Regions from separate parts of the Homo sapiens genome. Here region 2 is linked to region 1. Evidence: chromatin loops called from intact Hi-C (ENCODE). Cell type or tissue: OCI-LY7. All regions are shown on one strand.

What was found. A loop is a pair of places that touch in the nucleus more often than their neighbours do. Peaks named below come from ENCODE experiments on the same cell type or tissue, not always from the same donor. Only the 100,000 strongest peaks of a DNase experiment are listed, where the experiment ranks them.
Region 2: a loop joins it to region 1, with 2.1 times the contacts of the local background. A loop is called at or near these places in 2 of 110 quality-filtered maps.

The regions. Positions count from the first base shown.
Region 1 is chr7:50,417,169-50,419,668 of GRCh38, forward strand. No RefSeq gene overlaps it. Among named protein-coding and RNA genes, the nearest start is that of FIGNL1, 32 kb to the right of the region's middle. In OCI-LY7, CTCF peaks have their summits at 1,060 (motif pointing left) and 1,263; a DNase peak (open chromatin) is centred at 1,063.
Region 2 is chr7:50,334,860-50,337,359 of GRCh38, forward strand. All of the region lies in intron 3 of IKZF1 (IKAROS family zinc finger 1), which reads left to right. Among named protein-coding and RNA genes, the nearest start is that of IKZF1, 31 kb to the left of the region's middle. In OCI-LY7, a CTCF peak has its summit at 1,064; DNase peaks (open chromatin) are centred at 1,062 and 1,352; H3K4me3 peaks cover 1,027 bases; H3K27ac peaks cover 2,242 bases.

The DNA.
Region 1 (2,500 bases):
CCAGGTTCCCTCTCTCTGTAGCTGATTCTGTCCTTGTACCTCCACTTGAAAAGCAACCCCAGGGCAAGTCAGCCTGGCTGAAGTCTTCAGATTCTTTTTTCAGTGGAGGGGTGCTGGCCTCCACTGGACTCTAGGCACAGGCAAGACACAGCTCTGGAAGGTTCCATCTGAAGGCTGGGGATGTCCCTGCATGGCCCCCATAACCATGCCAGCCAACACAGCCACCTGAATGAGGCAGGCTTCTCTGGGTCCCTACTGCTAGATGCAGGATTTGAGAAAGTCTGACCACTCCTATACTCACGGACACTTAAATAAGGTCAAGTCCCTTTCCTAATTCCAAACTATGCTTGGATAGTTTGTGTATGTTGTGGTGCAGGTGGGGAATCTATATGGCCAATAATAGCCTCGCCTGCTTCTTCTATAAAAGCAGAGACTAAAAAATGCTCATTGTAAGAGGAGTAGGAAGGATTCGATGAGATAAGAGATGTGAAGAGAGCACTTGGTAAATGCCCAAGGTGATCAATTCATTATCAGGCATGATTGTGAGAATAGTTTGCTCTGTGCTGAGGCCTTATGAATACCCTTGGGGGTAACAGAATTCTCAAAAACATGTCAGCTGAAAGAACGAGTCCTTACCTCTCTCCCACATCTCCACTATTTCATTGTGTCTGGTTGAAGCAAGAGAGAACAGTTCACTTAAAAGAGATCAAAAGCACTTTTCACATAGAGGCAAGCATCAGTAAAGCAATTCTGCTGGAAATCTCCCAAGTAATAAATACAGGCCAGAACATTTTTAAAGTTCAATTTATTTAGTATAAAAGTTTTTTTAAAAAGTACAATATATTGAAATAGGAAAATAGAAAGTGAAGAAACTCAAAATTTGAGCTTTTGGGCAAATGAATTGACTGAATATTTCCTAACATCTAAGTTGGAATTCCTTAAAAAGCTGTCAAAATTTAAGGTGGTTTTCATGGAGGGATGGCTAAGACCGCCTCCAAGGCCTTCAGGGAGCAGTGGGGAAACCTAAGAGATGCCCTCCACCTAGTGGTGAAGGAACGCAAGGCTGGCCAGAATGGATGTAGTTAACCAATGCCATTTCCAGGGAGGAGGCGCTGCACCACTGGCCCCTGCAGGCCTAGCCCAGCTCCTCGTGGGGAGAGGGAGAAGCTGAGCCCAGGGCCAGCAGGGAACTTGCCCAGGTCACTTACCAAGTTAAGGGTAGACACAGGGGCTGCCACCCAGGTTGATTCTTTGCTTAGGGCTTGACTTCAAAATTATCCTTAAAATCAGCTATTGCACCTACTCACATCAATTCTTGCATAAACCCTGCTAACATGCAGGGCAGGGATATCTCCCACACCAGAGGGGCTGTACAGAGACCATCACTCTGTGGCCCAGAACCCTTCTGGCCTGGATGGATGCTCCTGTCCTACTCTGGCATGTGGACCCTCCCTGTCTCAGTTGAGCTTCGCCCAGGCCTGAACAAGGGGTGTAAGAACCCTGCATGTGCTAAGAACCCAGCTCAGAATGCACTTTTTCTCCCCCGCTGGCCTCTTAACCGTGGCTGTCGCTGCTGTCTGCCACCTGCACGTGCCACAGCTTGAGAGGCCGTCCTGGAGAGGGTGGAGGAAAGAAAACAGCCCTGGAAGCCAAGAGACCTGGGCTCAAATTCCAGACCTGCAAATTGTGAGTCAGGTGGGCTTGGGCATGTTATTTACTGTCTGCAAGCCCTCATGTTTGCCTATGAAGTTAGACGATAATAATCTCGGCTTTAAAAGGAGGCTGCGAATATGCAATGAGATGGCATAGGAATGACATAAGGCCCAGCACATGGACGTCTTGGAAAAAGGCAGCTCCCTTCCCTGGGCCCCTCAGCCTCCCATTCACTCCCACACCCTCAGTGCTACTTAGATCTTGTCATCTACTTATCAAAATTGACTCACTTAGAAGTGAGTTGGGCTCAGCTTTCAGACAGGGAGGTCCAGGAGCAGCACTGTGGCGAGGACACAACTGAGGGGAAGACAGGCATTCCTCACAGTCTCTAGACCGCACCCCTCTTCCACACGCTTTTCTTTTCCTGTTCTCTCTCCGTGAAACAAGGCATCTTCCACCAGAAGCCTTTACTTCTCTTGTGATGAATCACTTGTATCTTTGAATAGGCAACTAAATTCAAGCAAATCATTCAGCACTGTTGATACCAGTTTTATTCGTGATAGCCAAAAACCAGAGACAACCCAAATATCGATCAACATGGATGGATAAAAACCATGACACATCAATGCAATGGGACACTACTCATCAGTGAAAAGGAATGAATACTGATGCATAAAATGACATGAATGAACTTCAAAATAATTATGTTCCATTAAAGAAGCCAGACAAAAAAGATTCTTTATATAAAATACTAATAGATGAAAACTATTGTCTAGGTCAAGAAAGCAGTTCAGTAGTTGCCTGGGTTGGGGGAAGAGCCATAGGTGGGAGAAGAGAATTTCCAAAG
Region 2 (2,500 bases), 82 kb before region 1:
GTGTGTGTATGGGATGTGTAATGTGTGGTGTGTGTGTGTGTATGGGATGTGTGGTGTATGGTGTATATATGTGTATAGGATATATGGTGTGTATGTGTGGTGTGTGTGCAAGTAATATGTATATGTGTGCAGGATATGTGGAGTGTGGTGTATATGTGTGTATTGGATGTGTGGTGTGTATGTGTAGTGTGTGTGGTGTGCATGTGTGCATGGGATGTGTGGTGTGTATGGGATATATGGTGTGTGGTGTGTATATGTTTATGGGATGTGTGGTATGTATGTGTGATGTGTATGTGTATGGGATATATGATGTGTATGGGATGTGTGGTGTGTGGTGTGGATATGTATATGGGATGTATGGTGTGTATGTGTGTGAGATGTGTGGTGTGTATATGTGTTGTGTGTGAGATGTGTGGTGTGTATATGTGTTGTGTATGTGTATGGGATGTGTGGTATGTGGTGTGTATGTGTGTATGGGAGGTGTGTTGTGTATGTGTGTGTGGGATGTGTGGTGTGTGGTGTGTATGTGTGTATGGGATGTGTGGTGTGTATGTGTGGTGTGTATGTGTGTATGGGATGTGTGGTGTGTGTGTGGTGTGTATGTGTGTATGGGATGTGTAGTGTGTATGTGTGGTGTGTATGTGTGTATGGGATGTGTGGTGTGTGGTGCATAGTGTGTATGTGTGTATGGGATGTGTGGTGTGTGGTGTGTATGTGTGTTGTATGTGTATGGGATGTGTAGTGTGTATGTGTGTTATATGTGTATGGGATGTGTGGTGTGTATGGGATGTATGGTGTGTATGTGTGTATGGGAAGCGTGGTATGTGGTGTGTATATGTTTATGGGATGTGTGCTGTGTATATGTTTATGGGATGTGTGGTGTGTATGTGTGTATGGGATGTGTGGTGTGTCTGTGGTGTATGTGTGCACATGCATGTGGCAGCTGAGCCACTGGGGTGTTTGCTGTGCCTGGGAGCAGGCCATGTGGGTAGGTAGGCCTGGCTCTATTGATTCCTAGCTGTTGGCCCTGGCAGGTGGCTCTGCTGTTCCTTCATTGTGAGGTGAGGGCGCCCCCTCACCCGATCCTGGCTGTCATGTCTGTGAAGCCTGACCCAGCAGGGCACAGCATAGAGGGCTGTCCAGAGCAGCTGCACTGATATCATCATCATCTGCATTTTGGCCTGCTCCATGTCTGACATTCCTGTTAAGCAGGTGGCTTTAGGGAGAAGCATTGACACACTGACCCCTACAAAAAGCTTACAGTTCCTCAGTGATAAAACACAGGGTGCAGCCCGTGGCCAGGCTGGGTCCCCGGAGAAGACTCAGTTGGCAAACGCCATGTGGTTGCCACAGCTGGAAGCACTGGGGGAGGAGGAGCCCTGCCTGGCCCCGGCGGGGGCAGGGGGAGGGTGCAGGGGGAGGGTGCAGAGGGAGGGGATGAGTCATTTTGCCACAGGCACGCATGTGCTGGTGAAGGGGCGTGCGTGGGGACCATGGGTCACATCTCGGCTGTCCCCTTCTTTAGGAAGGGGTGGAGGTGGCAGGAGTGGGGCGGGTTGCAGGCTCAGAGGCACAGGAGGCCCGCACTCGCTCTGAGGCTGAGGAATAAAGGGTGTGGTGCTGGAAAGGGAACCCTCAAACCTGCTGACCTGGGAATAGCCCTTCAGGGGGCCTGTCAGATAGCTCGCCCTTGGGACAGGCGGTGGCGAGAGGCCAGGAGGCCTTTGGTGCAGGAGGGGAAGAAAGGCAGGGAGGGGCGTCTCAGAGGGCAGAGAAGGGCATCTCAGCAGCCCCGTGGTGTTTGCCCCTTTGAGGCGGTTCCATCCGTTGGCTGCATTGTCCACTTCGGTGACTGGGGCCACAGTGATTCTGCTGAATGCAATGGGAACTGTACCCAGAGTAGGGGTTCGCATGAGACCAAGGGATGGTGTCTAGCCACGGAACAGTCTGGAAGGTAGGGATGTAAGTCATAGGGCAAGTTCCATCTGTGGGACACTATCAGCTCAGGAGGGACAGCCAACAAAACAGCAGGACCACAGGGGCCCTGGGGAGTAAATGCCTTTAATTGTCTAAGAGAGGAGCAAAGAAGGAGACAGAGTGAGTTGTGTGATTCGGGTAAAATTTCTAGAAAGAAACATGGCGAGAGGAGTTGCTGGGGACAGGATAATGCCCTAGAAAGAGGTGTCTGGGGGTTGGCGGTGGGTTTCCCACAAGCGGCTCGGTAGGATTGGGGCAAAACCAACCATGTGAGAGGGACCGGGAGCGGCACAGGAGAGGAGGCAGCAGCTGTGGGCTGTCAGGCATCAGGAACCAAGGGAAGAAAGAAGACAAGGAGCTGGTTGGGGTCGGGGGTCACAGGACTAGGGGATGGTATTTACAGGGTAGTCTTTTTAGGAGAATGTTTAAATGTGATTGAAGTCCAGTAAGTGGGAGCTAGCAGAATAGAAAGGATTAAAATCTAACTAGCAGCCCCAGGGTAGGCCGGCGTGAGTCACCTATG